2 separate regions of the Homo sapiens genome follow, and region 2 is linked to region 1. Evidence: chromatin loops called from intact Hi-C (ENCODE). Cell type or tissue: heart right ventricle. All regions are shown on one strand. Each heading gives the region's core, and the rest is flanking DNA. Links, peaks and the distances in the headings are about the cores only.

Region 1 (10,578 bases), core at 1,160-9,159:
AGGGAAACAGGGGAGAGGATTCTGCTGCCTTCTCAACTCAGTTCTACTCACCTTGCAGTTAGCAGAGAGATTGCCAGTGTTACCTTTTGGTAAGGGTGATCTTGCTCAACCTCAGCTTAAAGAGGACTTTGTAGGGGCAGTGACATCTGGTCTGGGCTGAATCTCACAGGATGAGGCAGAGATTGGCAAATGCACTCTAGACAGAGACAGCACATGTGTTGTGGCTACAACAACATGGCACATTTGAGAAAAACCACAGGACAAGGCCTACCTTCCGAAGAAATTATTCTCCCTTCTTCACACTGCCACAAACCCAGTCTCTTTGCCCATCCTTTGCATTATGCCAAAAATTATACACGTAGGTGCTCAGTAAATACTGGATGACATACGAATGAATGATTCATGACATCCCTCAGTTAAAGCAATTTGCTTCTCCTAGAATATCCTTTTTCTCTCTCTCAATCTGAATTCCATCAAGTCCTGGCTGGAGACCCACCTTCTGAAAGCTATTATTATCCAAGAGCAACACAAATGACCTGCACTTATTCTGAATTTCATCTTTCAATGTTCTAAACTTAATATTTTCTGTCCAATCTTGTCTTCCTAATTAAACATAATGTCCTCAAAGGCAGGGATTGATCTCCTCCTTCTCCTCCTCTTTCACTTTTTATAATTTTTTTTTTGTTTTGGTAAACTCAAATATGCCAAATCCAAATATACCATCTTAGAGAGTAAAAGTTTAATTTCTATGAAAGGAAGGGAAGAAGAAAGGCAGGGAGGGGGAGAGGGAGTTTGCCTTGCTTGCTCTTGAGCTCCTTCCTCCTTCAGAACACCACATTCAGCCACTAGGCCACAGCAGCCTTTGCTGACCTCCTAGTCTGTTTTTCTTTCTCACGAATCTAGTTGCCTCCCTCTCCCCCTCCCTCCCTTCTTCCCTTCATTCATTTTAGTCTTAATATAAAAACTTAATATGTAAAATCCCCCCACCCCATTTTTATAATCTTTTTAAAATTTAAAATTTCCTGAAAAGAATTTGAATGAATGAATAAACAAGATTCTACTCAAAGGCTTCAAATCTTCAGCAAAAGATAGTATACCAGTGCTTCATACTTTGTAACCAAAGGCATTAATTTGCAACCCTTTCTTTTCTTAAACAAGTAAGATACTGTGATTCCTTTTGATGCAATGTAGCAAACCAGACACAAATAGCAACAACAACTTTTCAGACACAAAGAGACATCACTGTTATTTCTACCTTAATGCAGATGGGCCTGGACTTATGAAAGGGCTACTTCCTGATAAACCCATCCGAAGTTGAAAATGTTGTAAACTGAAAGTGCATTCAATACCAGATAAACCCATCACAAACTCAAAACATTTTAAGTTGACCTATTGTAAATCAGAGAGCATCTGTTTTTCTGTATCCTTATGAGCCCTCAAATCCATTTTCTTTAAATGTCCATCCCCATCCTGTGGGCCAGTCTGCCATATCTTGCAAACACTTCCAGTTGGGCTTCCTTCATCTACTCTTACCCTTCTCAGTACTTTCCTATAAAGACAGCCAGGAAGAGCCAATCTGCTCATGGCATTTCCTCCTCAAAAATCTCTTGGTGGCTTCCTTACTTATAGGGTAAGGACCAAAATCCTTAATAGCACCTACAGGGCTTGGCATGTTCTGGTTCACCTCATCACTTTCGTTTCACACCAAATTCTCTCATTCTCTGGGCTCTGGCCAAGTGGCCCTGCCTTCAGTTGTTCACCTTATTTCCTCTAGCTAGCTACAGGGTCTCTATTCATGCTCTTTGTTCCTCAGCTCAAAAGCTATTTGTTTCCTGGGGAAGCCATCTTTGATCCATACAACATTGCACACACACTCAGCACAACATGCTTTTTCTTCACAGCACTTACTACTTTGCAACTATGCAAAGTATTTGTTGTATAAAATATGTATTTGTTCATATAATTACCCATGTAATGTCTGCCTTCCCAACCAGTCTAAAAACTCCCTGAAAAAGGCACTGTGTGTTTTGTTCAGCATTATATATCCCTAGTGCCTACAAGATTCTGGGCTGTAGGAGGCTTATTTAATAAATATTTGACAAATAAATGCCATCTGCATTTTCTATATATATATTTAAAGCTACCCTAGCCAAAATTCTGATAAACTCAATTTTACAGACAAGGGAAATTAAGTAGGGTATTCCTCTTCAGATAAAAAGATGACAAATTCGCCCAAATGTACTCATACATTTATTTGCTGCTGGTCCACATAAATTGCTTATAATTAGTTACATTTCTCCCAAAACAATTGAAAACAATTCAGTAAGCTTTACTTAAATGATTTGGGGCTTTTCATGGGCTTTTGCTTTGCAAATAGCATACTTCATTTTTACAAATGAAGAAATAGCCTTAATATATAAAACTCCTCAAACTTAGGAGGGGAGATAAATTGGGATAAAAAGCAAGGAAAGACACAATATTTTAGTTTGTAAAATTGGTTTATTTACAAATTGGTATTTTAAAATTGTATTTGAAATTTTTATTTTTATATATTTCCCTGGCAGGCATTCTATATTTTCTTAAATATGGAGGCAAAGGATAGGAAACCTGAGTAAATTTAAGAGATTTACCTGCTGCTACAGTCAGTAAAATTTAACTTTTAATCCCTGAGTATCAGTAAAGTGTCAAAAATAGTATTTTCATACTTTCAAATGTAAAAAAAAATTTAAGAACACAGAAAATAAAGAATGAAGCTACTATAATTAGCCTCTCCACAAATAACAATGAGAAGTCACTCTCTTACAAATTAACTGAGGGTGTGTGCACATGCATTAAGTTATTAGGTGCACTTAGACACTACGATGCTCTAGTCCTCAACTTTTTAGTTTGTCCCATTTGAAAAATATTCCTGGAAACTGATATGTAACTTAAATAATAGAAATGCCCATTGCTAGCTCAACTTCCCCCCCTTTCTAAACTTTTGTGTTTTATGTATTATGGATTTTCCCTTACTGTCCAAGACCAAAATTACCTGATTACAACCTAAGCCTCAAACTGCAATGTTTTTGTAGTCAACTTTGGAGCAAGTCACTTCAGTTTCCTCAAGTATCAAATGAGGATAATTATAGCTCATAGGGATGTATAAGGATAAACTGATGTTCATCCAACATCATGAAATCTCCAAGGAGCTTTCTATGTAAGGGGTAATGCTCTTCTGGAACATGTGATACAATCATAATATATTCTTGCTGCTCCTTAACGACAGATGACTTAATACTCCTAAAATGTCAGCTTTCTTCAGAAGAGTTAATATTAACTCATTAGTTTCCTCATTAAGCTTCCTTGAGACACATGGGAATGGCAATTATGCTCCCACCCCATATATATATATGAAATGTACCGCAGATATTAAGGATATGACCATAGCAAAATAGTAAGTCAAAGTCAAACCAAATAAGGAAACAAACCAAAGACTTCGCAGTAAGATGTAATTTTCTTATGTATGTGCAACACACTGGCAGTCATTTTTCATTTTGGACAGTGCTAAGTATTACTAATGACAAGGGTTTATCTGCCTAATAACCCAAAGGAAATCAAGTGTAATTCAAACTTAAGAAAAAAAAAGAAAGCCACATATACCTTCCTCAAATCCCTCTTAATGCTCTTTTCAAAACATGAAGCAGTCAAATCAATTTCCCCTTCTAACAGACCAACACTAATGTCAACTAGGGACATTTTCTAGAGCTAGTTTGAAGACAACTTCGAAGTTCCAAGAATATTTATTTGTGTAGCTGTTCATTCCAAAAGGGATAGGACTGTAGAGACTCAAACAGAATTGCACATTGATCAATTTTAAAAAGCGCTTTTGAAAGATCTGATAAAAGGAAAGAGAATGAGTAGGAACTATAATCTCCTGAGTCAGTCAGTCAGATCTGGACAAGAAATTTTAAATTGACATTGCCACTTTAGCACCAATTTTCAATTTTGTACATAATGCACATCTCTTAACACTTACATTTCTAAATATATTGGATTTTGGGGTTAGTTTGCTGATTGGGTTTTTTGCACTGGGTGTGAACTTTAAGAAGCAAGATTAGCAGTAACAAAAATCTATGGCCCAGGCTATGACGAGGCAATTGGGAACTCTTATGGCATTCCCTTGTTTAAGCATATCCCAGTATTGATGCAGGGAGCCACACTAAGTAATTCCTTGGCTGTTGGTAACAGAAGGGAAATAAATAATGATGTGAGGTAGTTCTTTCCACAAGAGGGTAATATCTGACTACACAATATCCCTGCAATGTCTGACGAATTACTAGAGCATCTGCTTGCTGTCATCTGTAAGTAAACTCTTAGCTTGGTACTAACTGAACTTGACAAATCATGAGCTAATTGCAGTTCCTAGGCCTTATTTTCTGAGCCAACCGAGGCAGGAGACACTACAACACAAAAAAATGTGAACCACAGAGACCACCAAGTACAAAAACTGCAAACTCATAAGCATTAAAAAACATTGGGTGGAACTGGTTAGAGCACATTAGAATAATTTACCAGAACTTGTGCAGAGAAAAGAATGAAGACTGGTGGGGAATAATTGACAGGTTCTGCTCCCCCAGCTTAACTATCATTGTGAAGGTTAAAATAAAAGAAGATATGAAGCTCTAGCATAATAAAGAACACAGCAGAGGCTATATATAAAAAAGTTAACATAAAAATCTGACAGGTGAAGGAATAGAATATCCTGGGAAAAGCAAGAACTACTTACTAAAACCTTTGTTTTTCCACTTGGAATCTGCATACTTATATTGAACTAATAAAGTATTGCTATGAACAAACTAGTAGAATGAATTATTTTAACTTCTCAAGACCCTGATATAGAGCTATCCATTTTGCATTCTAAACCCTCTCCAGGCTAATTGACAAAGGATAATACCAGAAATAGATCAGGAGTTAAATTATAGTTAGAAAGGGGAGAGAAGTAAGGTAGGACATTAAAATTTTATTCTGAAATTATCTCTGGCCACAACAATAAAATTTAACAGATATTCACTAAACAGTCTTACTCCTGTCATCAGCTGTATAATACATACAGTATCATAGAACTGGCCACTAGGATTAAAATCCACTAGAACATATTTAATGTTAAGTGGCGACAGCAGCATCTCACAGAAATTTTTACATACATATATACACAGTCCACATTCAACCATTTTCACATATTTTCAGTACACACAGTTGCAGCATATTACAGTCACGTGTCTAAGTTGTTGCTCGATAAAAACCCAAGCCACTGCCTAGACAGAACTGTAGCAGTTGAGCTGAGTATAATTACAATTAATTTTATGTATGTCCATAGCAGAGAGATGTACAAGCCCCTAAGAAACAGAGTTCACAAATACTTTTTTTAATGCTATTACAGCATTATGTTGGGCAATATTAAAACCTTTACCGAGACCAGATCAGTTTTTTTAAAAAGTCTTCTGCTTACCAGAAATATTTTTGATGAAAAAAATTACAAAAATGAATGCTCTCCTTAAAATAATTCACACTTTAGGATTCCAATATGGCCCAATGCTACTGATGCCTAAAGTGTTTTCTAACATTCTGATGGAGTCATTTAACACGACCCCAAACCACCCATTAAGTTTAAAAGTGGCTTAAGTGCCTTGCACCCAAATTGTAAAAATCCCTGGCCATCCTTACTAGAGCCAGGCACATATAAAAGGAATGCACTTTGGTTCATACCAAATGCCCTGGGATTAATCACACTATAAAATTAAATGGTTTGAGGTAAATTTTTACAAATACAGTTGATTTTTGTCTAGTGTTAGCATAACAAAAAAAAAATGTAAAAATCAGTCTGATGTTAAGATACAACAAAGACCATCTTTAACCCCTTAAATATAGGAAGTCCTTGTGTAACACTACCTGATGGTTATCTTTTTTCAGTGCCTGAAGATGAGTCATGCCTTATGGTTTCTATTAAGGCCTGTAACTAGATATTTAAGACAGATGTATCTTTGCAGAGATGGGTTCCATTCTTACTGACTAGAATTCGAAGAGTTAAAGAGGCCAAAAAATGCATGCCCTACAACATGGCATTCAGAACAAAAGGCACATTGTTAACACTAAGGGCACAATTTCTCCTCTACCGTTAATCTACAGTGTCTTGCACCACTCTGTTGTTCCACTGCTGTAGCAATATATTTAAGTGGTAATGAACACGCTGGTGGTGCAAGAAACAGAGCCAAATGAGACTGCCAAAGACAAGACAACACTGTGCTATTCCTAGATCTGAAAACAGCTCAGACATCCCCAAACAATGGTAACCTGTGAGACCAAAAACTGTTTCCAAGCCAACTCCTAATAGCCTATCAGAGCCTTCATTAATTTATGTTTTAAAATCACAAAGATGCAACATTTTTCTTTTTTTGACATGACAATCAAACTAGAATTTTATTAAAGCAGCTCTATTACTAAATGCTGAGATGTGGCAGCTCTTGTGAATAAAAAAATTTCACTGTATTTGGAGGGAAAAAAAAAAAAGCCCTACAGTGCTGCACATTATTATAGTTTGGTATAAAAGTTTCCGGTTTCCATTTATAAATAAAGATAGTCTCAAATTCATTGCTGGCATCTTAAGAACCAGTTTTGTGCGGTGGGGGAAAGACAAGCAGTATTAGTCCATTTATAAATGTTCACATGTATCGTCATTTTATAGGGAAATTAATAATGGCAGGCTCAGGTTTGTATATTTAAATGTAAATGTGAAGATAACTGGAAATGGAAGAGGAGCATTAGAAGAGCAAAACAGCATTATATGTTTTTATTGATTTAATGACCTAAAGAAGCTAACCATCATTAAGAGGCTGGTGGTCTTACAAAGCCACCAAACCAAGTCTTATACTTCTCATGCCTTTAAGCCAAAATCTAATATACAGATCTTTAAATTCTATAAGCCATTGATTGGGAGTATTGTCACATGAGCATTATTTAAAATGTAACTTACTAACATATTATTGCACTTCCACAGATTACACAGAAATGTGTATAATATGCTAAAAAATTTGACTAAGGGAAAAGAAGCTATAATTTCTAAACACAGAAGTACAAATTAATTTATCAGTGACACCTTAAATAGTAAAGCAAATATCACTATTTTAATAAGGTAACCTTATTACTGGTTTTTTGGCAAATATCTGAAATATTTCCTGAGCATTTTTTTCCACCATCAACCAACGAAGCCTAAATTAAAGTGTTTTTTTCAAACCTTTTTTTTTTTCTTAAGATAAACTGTAGGATTATTATTAAAGAACTTAACCGGAAACTTTCTTGGCCTCACTGGGGACCACGCTTTTAAGTACTTGTAAATCAATTTACAGGTAATACAATAATCTCTGTGCATATATAAGCTTACTTATCCTAATCTGTACTACCCAAAACCTATTGTCCAAACAGGCAGAAATCTTTCTATATTAAATTGCACATACTAAAAAATTTTTTTCACGTGCCTTGAAATTGATATAGATCATTGCTCATACATTAGTGATAAAATACTGAAATTTTCACTGTGAAAATAATTATTATTCAGAGAAGAAAATATTCTTTTACCAAACTCTCAGTTACTTTGCCAGATAAAGTGTCATTCCCACAAAAACAATCAGTGCAATCCAAAAGAAAGTAAAATAAAATAGAGGAATGCTATCTCTGGGGTTCTTCTAATGATACGAAGAATAAGTCAAACCATTTAACTTGAGGTTGAACTTTTCCTCCTCTAAACGTGTTGTTAACATTGGCCTTACTGAACAGCCAAAGTGACTTCTGTTCGTCCAGAGGATTTTCAACCCTCTTTCTTTTTAAAGAAAGAGTTGATAGTTTCCCAGGCTGAGAGAACCTTACAGTGGCACCTGAAAAGTGTGAACTCACTCTAATCTGCTAAATCTTCTTTGGAACTATGGAAATCCCCACCTTAAGTAGCTAGGCTGCTGTTCTTTTTTTAATTGGAATATGAAACAATGGTCATAATCACAGCTGAAATGTCTCTTTTCTGTATTAACAGTCTGGGATACACAGCTGAAGGAAGAAGACAAACTAAATGCAAGCAACAGACGTGTGGTATTAAAAGAGGAACAGAGAGGAGAAAAGCAGAGAAAAGGGAGGAACAGTTCATGGAATACAATTCTAAATTTAGGTGCAAAAGCAACTCTGTAATATGAGGCTTCTTTACAAAACAGCTCACCGATCATACTAGAAAATTTGGAGGAACACACACGTTTCCATTCCCATTTATCCACTAAAAGCTGCTTTGCCGGCTTTTAGAATGTCAGAATGCTAACTGGGCAGTTTAAACCTTGGGGATCTTATTTTGTATTTGTTTGAGCACTAGAGGAAAATCTCTAAGGTACAGTTTTTCTTAGAATGTCACTTTGATTCTGACCGTTCTCCTCCCACTACCCCCAACACCCAGATTAATTTATGAAAAACGGAAGCAGGACATGCTACACCTGTGCATGGACCTGGAGCATGGAGGGAAAAGGAGGGCCTTAAGGGGCTGTCACCCTGGGGAGGATATAACATGAACCATAAAAACATAGTGAATGTCTTTGACACCAATCTGTAAATGCGTGGCAGTCATGAAGTAATCAGTGGCCTGCCACTGATGTTATTATTCTGCCACACTAAATACAGTAAGGCTCATTGTACTTTTAGAACACAAAAAGTTTCTGAAAGTATAAAAACTTAAAGCATTGTCCTCATGTATTTTATAAAAACAAAATGAACAACTTTCTTACATTAAAATTAAGTGCTGAAAAGATACAAATGAGTAGAGTTATTGAGCAAATAAAAACAGGTCTGAGCTACTCCTTTTCAACCCAGTAAGGCTCAGCAATGTCGTATCTTTCAGGTTACCAGCATCAGGGGACGTGAGCTCAGCTAACAAGTTTTGGCAACACTGTCCTCTGCTGAATATTCCCATTGGCATCTGTCATCTGCGCCAAATTAGTCCTCAGTTTGGAAGCTGAGCTAGAAGGTGGAGGTAACTTGGATATAGATGTGATAGCACCGGTGCTCTCAGTTATCCTTTTCACTGACGTTTTCTCCCCGGTGGGAGGCTTTGGCAACCGCCTCCTCAGCCAGGGGTGCCGCAAAGCCTGGCCTGGGGTCATGCGCACTGCAGGATCCCACTCTAAACACTGTTTTAAGAAGTCAAGGAAAAGGGGATCATCACACCCCTTCAGCGCGTTCCCCCACTCTCTGCTCTCCGGTGGGCCCCTCAGTTTCCCCCTCCGGGAACGGCCTCCGTTTAGGACCACAGAGCCATCTGAGAGAGTCGTGACAGTGCAGTAACGGGGATAACCCTTGGAGCTCACAAAATTTTTGGCTCGTTTGGATGCATCCAGCAGTTTCTGTGAGGGCATGCCCAACAGTTCAATCATACAGGCCAGCTGGTCCCCTTCATCTTCCCCAGGCAAGAGGGGGTAACCCGTCAGGAGCTCTGCTAAAATGCAGCCCAGGCTCCACATATCAATGGGCATGCCATACCTGGCCCCAAGGATCACTTCTGGAGCCCGGTAAAAACGCGACTGGATGTACGTGTAGACACGCTGATGCTCGTAACAACTGGAGCCAAAATCAATTACTTTAATACCGCTTCTACCCTGCTGCTTTAACAAAATGTTCTCGGGCTTAAGGTCACAGTGAATTATTCTGTTTTTGTGCAAAGCATCCAAGCACTGCAGAATCGAGTGGGCAAACTTGCGAACCAAAGGCAGACTGAAGCCCTGGAATTTATTCTTCTTGATGAGCTCATAGAGGTTCATGCTCAGCAGCTCAAACGTCATGCAGATGTGGTTGCGGAAGGTGAAATTCTCCAGCATATGGATGACATTCATTGTGTTATCCTTGTCCTGCTTCCGCAGGTGTTCCAGGATTCGGATCTCCTCCGCTGCTTGCCGGTGGAAGCGCTTCTCATTCCGCACCATCTTTAGGGCCACGTGCTGGTGGACTTTGTGATCGTAGGCCTTGACCACCTGCCCAAAGCTCCCCTTCCCAATGACCTTGAGGACCTCATACCTGTAAGCCACGTGATCGTGGGGCACCTGCACATATGATCCCTGGTCATCATCATAGCCACCATTGTTGGGCCCACCTGTCATGCCCTGGCGCTTCTTAGCATTTAGACCCAAGAAATATATTTCAGGGTAGCTGAAAATCTCATGGTGTTCGAAGGCTGTGAGTTTTTGCATGTATTGCTTCATTGCTTGTTCAGGTGTCATGGGGGTGGCTTTCACCTTCCCCATGCCTTCCATGGACTTTAGAGAGGTGGAGCTCCCCTGCCGTCTATGAATGCTGTCCAGCTGCCGCTCTGGCACCACTGGCAAGCCCGTTTTGCCCACTGTTGTAAGCCCATTTGGTTGTGTCGTGAGCACTGTCCGCTTGTTACTGTTATCCTCAAACAACTGTTGAACCTGGATCTGTCCGTGAGCGTGGCTGCCGACATGCAGGTGATCATTCATTGTGTGCTTACTGCCGCCAATCTGGAATTCAGACAGGAAATATAAATAGAAAAGAAGTGGT
Region 2 (10,578 bases), core at 964-8,963, 100 kb before region 1:
ACTGTGAGACAAACCCCAGCCACATCTCCAGCACACAAGAACTTCCAAATGCCCGAACCGCAGCGGCCAGGCGTTCCTCCAGAACCTCCTCCCACAGGAGCTTGCTACACGTGCCAGAAATCTGGCCACTGGGCCAAGGAATGCCCGCAGCCTGGCATTCCTCCTAAGCCGTGTCCCATCTGTGTAGGACCCCATGAAAATCAGACTGTTCAACTCACCTGGCAGCCACTCCCAGAGCCCCTGGAACTCTGGCCCAAGGCTCTCTGACTGACTCCTTCCCAGATCTTCTCGGCTTAGCGGCTGAAGACTGACACTGCCCGATCGCCTCGGAAGCCCCCTGGACCATCACGGACGCCGAGCTTCGGGTAACTCTCACAGTGGAAGGTAAGCCCGTCCCCTTCTTAATCAATACGGAGGCTACCCACTCCACATTACCTTCTTTTCAAGGGCCTGTTTCCCTTGCCTCCATAACTGTTGTGGGTATTGACGGCCAGGCTTCTAAACCTCTTAAAGCTCCCCAACTCTGGTGCCAACTTAGACAATACTCTTTTAAGCACTCCTTTTTAGTTATCCCCACCTGCCCAGTTCCCTTATTAGGCTGAGACACTTTAACTAAATTATCTGCTTTCCTGACTATTCCTGGACCACAGCTATATCTCATTGCCGCCCTTCTTCCCAATCCAAAGCCTCCTTTGTGTCCTCCTCTTGTATCCCCCGACCTTAACCCACAAGTATAAGATACCTCTACTCCCTCCTTGGTGACCGATCATGCACCCCTTACCATCTCATTAAAACCTAATCACCCTTACCCCACTCAACGCCAATATCCCATCCCGCAGCACGCTTTAAAAAGATTAAAGTCTGTTATCACTCGCCTGCTACAGCATGGCCTTTTAAAGCCTATAAACTCTCCTTACAATTCCCCCATTTTACCTGTCCTAAAACCAGACAAGCCTTACAAGTTAGTTCAGGATCTCTGCCTTATCAACCAAATTGTTTTGCCTATCCACCCCGTGGTGCCAAACCCATATACTCTCCTATCCTCAATACCTGCCTCTACAACCCATTATTCTGTTCTAGATCTGAAACATGCTTTCTTTACTATTCCTTTGCACCCTTAATCCCAGCCTCTCTTCGCTTTCACTTGGACTGACCCTGACACCCATCAAGCTCAGCAAATTACCTAGGCTGTACTGCCACAAAGCTTCACAGGCAGCCCCCATTACTTCAATCAAGCCCAAATTTCTTCCTCATCTGTTACCTATCTCGGCATAATTCTCATAAAAACACACGTGCTCTCCCTGCCAATCGTGTCCGACTGATCTCTCAAACCCCAGCACCTTCTACAAAACAACAACTCCTTTCCTTCCTAGGCATGGTTAGCGCGGTCAGAATTCTTACACAAGAGCCAGGACCACACCCTGTAGCCTTTCTGTCCAAACAACTTGACCTTACTGTTTTAGCCTAGCTCTCATGTTTGCGTGCAGTGGCTGCTGCTGCTTTAATACTTTTAGAGGCCCTCAAAATCACAAACTATGCTCAACTCACTCTTTACAGTTCTCATAACTTCCAAAATCTGTTTTCTTCCTCACACCTGACGCATATACTTTCTGCTTCCTGGCTCCTTCAGCTATACTCACTCTTTGTTGAGTCTCCCACAATTACCATTGTTCCTGGCCCGGACTTCAATCAATCCAGCCTCCCATATTATTCCTGATACCACACCTGACCCCCATGACTGTATGTCTCTGATCCACCTGACATTCACCCCATTTCCCCAAATTTCCTTCTTTCCTGTTCCTCACCCAGATCACACTTGATTTATTGATGGCGGTTCCACCAGGCCTAATCGCCACACACCAGCAAAGGCAGGTTATGCTATAGTACAAGCCACTAGCCCACCTCTTAGAACCTCTCAACAACATGCCCGAGTCAGGAAACTAAAATACCTCTTAATCTAAATAGACACTTTCACTGAATAAGTAAAGGCCTTTCCTACAGGGTCTGAGAAGGCCACCGCAGTCATTTCTTCCCTTCTGTCAGACATAATTCCTCAATTTAGCCTTCCCACCTCAATATAGTCTGATAACAGACGAGCCTTTATTAGTCAAATCAGCCAAGCAGTTTTTCAGGCTCTTAGTATTCAGTGAAACCTTTATATCCCTTATGGTCCTCCGTCTTCAAGAAAAGTAGAATGGACTAAAGGTCTTTTAAAAACACACCTCACCAAGCTCAGCCACCAATTTAAAAAGGACTGGACAATAGTTTTACCAGTTTCCCTTCTCAGAATACAGCCCATTTAAGCTCCTGTATAGACGCTCCTTTTTATTAGGCCCCAGTCTCATTCCAGACACCAGACGACCAACTTAGACTGTGCCCCCCACCAAAAAAAACTTGTCATCCCTACTATTTTCTGTCTAGTCATACTCCTATTCACCGTTCTCAACTACTCATACATGCCCTGCTCTTGTTTACACTGCCGGTTTACACTGTTTTTCCAAGCCATCACAGCTGATATCTCCTGGTGCTATCCCCAAACTGCCACTCTTAACTCTTGAAGTAAATAAATAATCTTTGCTGGCAGGACTATGCCGAATCTCCTTAAGCACTCTCTAATCAGACATCCTGAGTCGTCCCAATTCTTAGACCTTTTATACCTGTTTTTCTCCTTCTGTTATTCCATTTAGTTTTTACAATTCATACAAAACCGTATCCAGGCCATCACCAATCATTCTATACGACAAATGTTTCTTCTAACATCCCCACAATATCACCCCTTACCACAAGACCTGCCTCCAGCTTAATCTCTCCCACTCTAGGTTCCCACACCGCCCCTAATCCCGCTTGAAGCAGCCCTGAGAAACATCGCCCATTCTCTCTCCATACCATCCCCCAAAATTTTCCCAACACTTTACCATTATTTTGTTTTATTTTTCTTATTAATATAAGAAGGCAGGAATGTCAGGCCTCTGAGCCCAAGCCAAGCCATCGCATCCCCTGTGACTTGCACATATATGCCCAGATGGCCTGAAGTAACTGAAGAATCACAAAAGAAGTGAATATGCCCTGCCCCGCCTTAACTGATGACATTCCACCAAAAAAGAAGTGTAAATGGCCGGTCCTTGCCTTAACTGATGACATTACCTTGTGAAAGTCCTTTTCCTGGCTCATCCTGGCTCAAAAAGCACCCCCACTGGGCACCTTGCGACCCCCACTCCTGCCCGCCAGAGAACAAACCCCCTTTGACTGTAATTTTCCTTTACCTACCCAAATCCTATAAAACAGCCCCACCCTTATCTCCCTTCTCTGACTCTTTTTTCAGACTCAGCCCGCCTGCACCCAGGTGAAATAAACAGCCATGTTGCTCACACAAAGCCTGTTTGGTGGTCTCTTCACACGGACGCGCATGACAACCCCACCACCCCAAGGACAGGGACTGTAAACTCCCAACGGGGTAACCTTGCCTGCTGCCTAGATGGAGCTGATTTATCAAGATAGGGGAATTGCAACAGAGAAAGACTTTAATTCATGCAGAGCCAGCTGTATGGGAGACAGGAGTTTTATCATTCCTCAAATCAGGATAATTTAGTAGGTAGGGGGTCAGAAAGTGGGGATTGCTGATTCATCAGGTCAGAGATGAAATCATAGGAAGTCGAAGCTGTCCTCTTGCTCTGAGTCAGTTCCTGGTTGGAGTCCACAAGACCAGATGAGCTAGTTTATAGATCTAGGTGGTGCCAGCTGATCCATCGAGTGCAGGTTCTGCAAAATATCTCAAGCACTGTTCTTAGGTTTTACAATAGTGATGCTATCCCTAGGAGCAATTTGGGAGGTTGAGAATCTTGCAGCCTCCAGCTACATGACTCCTAAATCATAATTTCTAATCTTGTAGCTAATTTGTTAGTCCTAAAAAGGCAGTCTAGTCCCCAGGCAGGAAGGGGGTTTGTTTTGAGAAAGGGTTGTGATTGTCTTTGTTTCCACGCTAAACTATAAACTAAGCTACTCCCAAAGTTAGTTCAGCCTACACCCAGGTATGAACAAGGACAGCTCAGAGGTTAGAAGCAAGATGGAGTCGGTTAGGTCAGATCTTTGTCACTGTAATTATTGTCTCAGTTATAATTTTTGCAAAGGCAGTTTCAGGACCAGTCTATATTTCAGAGTGCTGATCAGAGGCTAAAGGTTCTGGAAGAAATAATAAGGAAGCAGCAGCCAGCAGTTAGGCAATGAATTTCCCTAATAACTCACTCAAGTGTTAGAGTGAAATACTAAAATCCTCTTCCTTCCTCTGGAGAAAAGAGAAATCTCTGTGCCGGCTTCCCAATAAGAGGACTGTTAGAACTGGTGAGTTCCTTTCTGAGACAGAGTGATGTATAATAAAATGAAGTTAAGTTTCAAGATACTGTTGCTCAGTGCACAGATTTTTGCTGCTGCTTCTCAGCGTTTCACGGGTGTCCATAATTTGGTAGAGGGGTTATATGAATGGAAGATGGAAAGGGTAAGGATTTTTGTAAAGAGCATCAAGTATTTATTCCCTCAAGGGTTCAAATGTGGGTGCTCTTGAAGGTGGGTCTGGTCCCACTCCTCACTGCAGGCCAACAAGGCTGTGATTATTTGCCTTCTGAAGTCCTGTGTTAGAAAAATGGTTTTCTACATTTTTATCAAGGCCAGAATCCCAAGAAGCACATTAGAGGTAATTCTAAATTAGAAGTGGCAGTGGTAGGGCTTATTTGTAACAAAAAGCATGACCTAAACTGCTGGATATCATCCTATTCCTAATGAAAAATGGTTGGGCACATGCAGTGAATTTCTCTGCTATCCAGCCCCGCCCAGGTTTGTGTCTGTTCCACTTACTACTGCCTCTCTTGGGTGGCCAAGGACCCCACCTTTTGTCCCACTCAAAAACCAGGGTGGTTTTTGAGCGGGACAGGTAGATGGGAGCTCTGCGGAGTCTCAGGTTGCAGACAGGTGTTCTTCTGCTGAGGGCTGAACCCCAGGCAGCTGTGGAAGAAAGCCTCCGTCCTGGCACAGGTGAGAACTGCCTCAAAGTCTCTTTGCTTGGGTAATGAAAAAAGAAAGAAAGACGGCCACCTGCAGCTTTGGCTTGGCTTCCATGTGGCTCTTGGCCACTGGCCATGCTCTGTCACCTCTGCATTCTTTTCTCCCCTCCTAGTAACCCAGATCTGGCCCTTCAAGGGCACCTCCCACCTAAGTCTTTCTGTTTTCCAAGAGGTAGGGTGGGCAAGATCTTCTACCCTACTTCCCCCCTCCCCCATAACACACACGGTTTTCTTCTTCACCTTTGTTGTTGCATAAATTCACAAGTGGGACACTTAGTTCCTCTCAAAGCCTTTACTTTTAATCCGAATGGACCCTACAAGTAAATAAAGAAACAAACCTGTAATTAGCCATTTATTTCCCTTATAGTTTTAGATACAGCAATCCCAATTCTTCTTGTATCAATGTGGAAGCCTCTAGCAACTACAAAGAGTATCAGGAAATATGAGGAAGGAAGAAAAGCATAGAAATTAATAGATCTCGTCTTGTACTATCTAATAGACACTATTACAAAAGGAAAAAATGGCATGCAATTGGCAGAAAACAAACACCAAGAGGCAGTTAACAGCATTACTTCAGGCTGGACGTGGTGGCTTACTCCTGTAATCCTAGCACTTTGGGAGACCTAGGCAGGAGGATCCCTTGAGTCCAGGAGTTCAAGTTTGCAGTGATCTATGATTTTGTACCATCACACTCCAGCCTGGGTGACTGTGTGAGACTCTGTCTCTTAAAAAATAAAACATTTTTAAAAAGACTATTTATTTTCAATAAAGCATAGATAAAAAAAAAGCTTTGTCAAAACTTCTTTCAATACCCATATTTGTAGCTCAAATGAAAAATTTAAAAAGAGGTTAAGAGATACTTCCCTCAAGTTCTTTCGGTGGTTACAGTTAATGTCACTAAATCATAACCTCAAAGCTACAACCGAACTTTAGCCAGCCTTCCCTACCCCATACAGGGTTGGGGAACATATCTATAGCGAAGGTTGGTACTGCTTTGGAGCTTTGCATGTCAGGAGTACCAGATCCTTTAAAAAATGTGGACCATGAACCTAGCATGTTCATATTTGTAAATGGTTTATATTAAAAATTAATATTAACAAATAAGGTTTCTTTACTTCATTCAACAATTATATTTTGAGTTCTGCTCCATGTCGTTCTTTATTGTTAGCTGATAGAGATAATGTAATGACTAAAGAGTTCCTACTCATTGGAGCTCTTAGTGGAGGAAACAGATAAATAAAAAGTAAAAATAAATACTGATTTTCATCATTACTATGAAGGGAATAAATAGGGTGATATGATGAGTAAGAGAATACCTGCCACAGGGGCATTATTTTAGAAAGTACAGTCTGAAGAGAAAGACCTCTCTGAGAATAGTACATTTTGAGTTAAGACAGGCCTGGAAGTACAAAGGTCCTGACATAAGAGCCAGTTTAGGATTAGGACCAGAAGCAATATCAGTGCAGGGCTTGAGTCTTTGGCAAAACAAGGGGAAGGAGGAGAGAGATAAGGTTGGTCAGTAGGGAGAGACCAGACAAGGCCACAAAAAAGTTGACATTTTAATTCTAATTTCAGTGGGAAGGCATGGAAGAGATTTTAGCAGAGAAGGAATGTGATCTGAATTCCAGGTTTAATGTCAACAATTTCTAAATTGTGCTCTAATTATTAATAACCATAGCTTTATCACCAATGCGATGACCATGTAGACACCCAGAAAACTGTGGCGCACCTGCATATCATCTTAGCCACTCAAGAGGCTCTTCCAAGTTTAGCCTCTTAAAGTTTGAAAATTCTGCATCATCAGGAACTGAGTCGTTTCAGAAGTTAACCTGTATCACAGAATCCCAGGTAGAAATGCTCCTTTCTTCTCCCTCTGGGTCAGCAGCTAGTAAGTGTCTTTCTCTCTGATTATATCCAGGAAAGTAAATAGCTCCTACAGCCAACCTAGGTACATGAACTGACCCACCAGGTTATACAGGACAGCAGTCACCAAACTTTTTGGCACCAGGGACTGGTGTCATGGAAGACAATTTTTCCATAGACAGGGTGGGGGGTGGCGGCGGTGCGGGAGGGTGTGATAGTTGAGGAGGGTGAGGGAAAGTGACGGTGAAATGGGGGTAGAGGGAGGGATGGTTTCAGGATGGAACTGTTCCATCTCAGATCATACCGGCCATTAGATTCTCATAAGGAGCACGCGACCTAGATCCCTCACATGTCCAGTTCACAATAGGGTTTGTGCTCCTGAGAATCTGATGCCCCTGCTGATCTGACAAGAGGTGGAGCTCAGGTGGTAATGCTCACTTGCCTGCTGCTCACCTCCTGTTGGGTGACCCGGTTCCTAGCAGGCCAGGGGCCAGTATTAGTCTGTAGCCCGGGGGGTTGGAGAGCCCTAATACGGAAGACCTGTTACCCTGATCTTGGTATCATATTCCAGGCCTAGGAAACTAAACTGGTAAAGACAAGCAAACTCCCTATTTCAGACATCAGGCCTGGGAATAGACTGTTTGTAAAATGGTACCTGAAGAATATAATGATTTCAGCAGCTGTGCTTTGGGTGAACTTTCTTCCCTCCGATTTTGGCTAATATCTTGATGGCTTTTTTACAGCTTCTGATACCACAGCTCATTAGCACTTAGTGAAAACATCTATACTGAATTCTTACCTTCCTGAGTCTAACTTAACTTCTGGTGACTTGGGGGTGAAGAGAGAGGGGGCTGACAATATTTAATTTGGAATGGGCTGAGATATATTTTTGTGGGTAGATATTTTTCTCTGCAGGATTGACCACCTAAATGTTCAAGAGCTACAAATGAAGAATGACATGCTTCCCATGCCATTGGCAAGGCCTCAAGGGTCTCAATAAAGCATCACTTAATATTCATGAGGTTTCTTTCATGCATGCCCTCCTTAGTCTCAGGCTACAGAGCGGGTTAGGTGGAGGTGCTTATGAAGTACTCTCTGATGAACAGAAGCATAAATCTTGAGTTTAATTAGTAATGCTATTCAGCTCCAAGACGAGCTGACATGCCCTTTGTAGGGCTTTGAGTTGGTAAAGCCAGGGGATCAATATCACTTTAAAGGTTGTTTCTCTCTGTTCACACATAGAGCACAACAAAGGAAAGAATTCTTCTAGGAAACAGCAGAGAGATCAGTTTCTTCAAAAGTGGGTGAAGATGTAGACAATGACCATTTTTCACAACAAACATCAGCAGAACAATTTTGTGTTTTAAACACAGATTTAATGGGTGGGTTTGTGTGAATGTGTGCATTTGGCAAAGTTCTCAAGAGCTGTTCTTTCTTCATGGGGGAAGAAAAGAAACTCTCAGCAAAGGCCAAGGAAACTATTTCAGCTAAGAAAGGAACTGCAATGGTTTGTAATGTAACTCATGAAATAATTGTAGCCAGAGCCAGAAAATGCAGTCATTGGGAAAGCCTCAGTAAGAATAAGACTGTGAGGGGCCCCAGACAGCTGTGCTTTCATCTTTACCATCTCTACTACAGGAAAATGACCTTACAACGACTTTCAAGACCTATATTTCTTTATGAAAGAAACTATTAGCGGGAATAAGAAAATTATAGACGGGGCCTAAAAATGGAATAGAAGAGGAAGTTCTTTTGAGTTTACTTAGAAAGAAAATAATTAAACTCCTTTGAAATTATCTTTTATCTTAAAGTACAAAAGAGGCCCTTGGGGAGGGAAGAGACCATAAGCAGGACACATGGTCAGATCAGGCCTTCACAGGCCAATTGCTGAAACAGATGAAATTAAAAGCCATTGATTTAATTAGGTCACCTTAGCACTTTGATCAGGGAGACCATTTACCAAGTGTGACGTTGCTCGATATTTGGCTATTACAACAGAAAGAAGAAAAGACGGATCAGTGGTTGAAGAAGCGCTCATGGATATGCACAGAGACAAAGTGTATAATGAGCAAGTGAGTGTTCCCTGTGGTTGCTGGGGTCTGGATTTGCGTTTGCTCTCCTCAGATGCCCTTCTCTGCCTTTTTCTGTCCTGTTCTGTACCGCAGAGGCGGCTAACTCCTACACACTGTCTAGGCTACTGGACCATTGGCTTTCTATTGGAATTGCGACTAGAGAGTGGGAGGAAAGACAGATATGGGTATTTTCCTCTGCTCTGCCCTCTACTTTCACTGCTAAGCTCTGACAAGGCAGCATCTTCTCAGGCCACTCTCTCCAGGCCTCTAGTTCTCAGTGGGCTCTGGGAACACCATTCCCCTACCTTTCAGCTCTGCAGGTGATAATGGTTTTCTGCTCTTGCTAATCTCTGGTTGCCTCACCATCTCCCTTCACCCTACTCACACCTTTCACAATAGCCCCTCTTACATTTGCTTCACTCAAACCTCTGGAGTTGAACTGTTTTTTTCTGCCAGAACACTGACTCATATAGTCCTAGATAACTTGTCACACACACAAAAAGACTACAATTGTAATCTAAGGCAAATGGCTACAGTATACCATTGGTACCTTATTTAAATGCAATGCCTTCATGTGGAAAATAACATGACATTAGTACAGAGGTCAGATTCGGAGTTTGTCGTTTTCTCATTGTTTTCAGCAGGGGTCCATGATCTTTCTATAGGCATAACAGAAGTCTGGGCCAGAGCTCCAGATATCCATTATAAAATCTACATTACTAGGAACCCAGAAAGATAAAACAAAACAGCAGAAGTTAGTTGTAGCAAGTTTTCTGAGTAGTGTTAATGTTACAGTCTTGCGAATGCACCACAATGTAGCAGTCTCTTGTTGTTTCAGGTATCCCAGGGTTCTTTGCCTCGTGACCAAGAAAATTAAGGAGCGTGGACACAAAGGGTGAGGTTGGAATGAATGTTTAATAAGCAAAAGAAGAAAGCTCCCAACCAAGGAGAGAGGGCCCAAAACAGGGTTGCCAACTATGAGGCTGAGTCCAGGGTATGAATGGACTGGGAAGGGGAGGAATGTGCTGACTGGTCTGCAGGCTGTTTTGGAGAAAGCACCACTTAGAAAGAGGTATCATAGTGTAAAGAACCAATTGGAGGCAAAGGCGAAGGTTTGGCTTGGGACCTTGGCCTGGGACCAATCAGAGGCTGAAGTGATGACTCAACCTATGTAAATGAAGACTTAGCCCACTGCCAATTACAGAAAGGTAGGCATATGTAAAATAGGTGAAAAGTAAGAAACCAGTAGGTGAAAATAAGTGACTAAGGCATGCCAAGGAGAGAGAAACATGTCCAAATAGGGGTAGAATTTGTTCATCTGGGTTTACCGAGTAAGTGTTTCCATTCAAGGATGCAGTCTCTTTCTTATCTGGGGCCCGCAGTTTGATTTTCAGGCTGTTCTTTGTTTGAATGAATTTTTACCAGGGACTCACCCTAACTGCCTGCCTGACTGGTTTCTTACTTTCTCCTCTCTCATTAAGAGAGTTTAGGACCCTACAAATATTTCCCAAATAACCATTTATAAAGGAATAGAGACATTGTGCATTTGCTTTTCCCCGGCTATAAGAAGGTAGTTAAGGCAAGACACT

The links. A loop is a pair of places that touch in the nucleus more often than their neighbours do. Peaks named below come from ENCODE experiments on the same cell type or tissue, not always from the same donor. Only the 100,000 strongest peaks of a DNase experiment are listed, where the experiment ranks them.
Region 2: a loop joins it to region 1, with 2.0 times the contacts of the local background. A loop is called at or near these places in 5 of 110 quality-filtered maps.

Annotation. Positions count from the first base shown.
Region 1 is chr12:67,657,066-67,667,643 of GRCh38, reverse strand. DYRK2 (dual specificity tyrosine phosphorylation regulated kinase 2) reads right to left here. Exons shown (of 3, transcript NM_006482.3): 3 at 2,238-10,538. The coding sequence ends at 8,931. Among named protein-coding and RNA genes, the nearest start is that of DYRK2, 14 kb to the right of the region's middle. In heart right ventricle, for the core only: a CTCF peak has its summit at 4,270 (motif pointing right); no DNase peak of the experiment used is centred there; H3K27ac peaks cover 7,232 bases.
Region 2 is chr12:67,759,638-67,770,215 of GRCh38, reverse strand. No RefSeq gene overlaps it. Among named protein-coding and RNA genes, the nearest start is that of LINC02421, 35 kb to the right of the region's middle. RefSeq lists an enhancer at 2,460-3,183. In heart right ventricle, for the core only: no CTCF peak of the experiment used is centred there; no DNase peak of the experiment used is centred there; H3K27ac peaks cover 257 bases.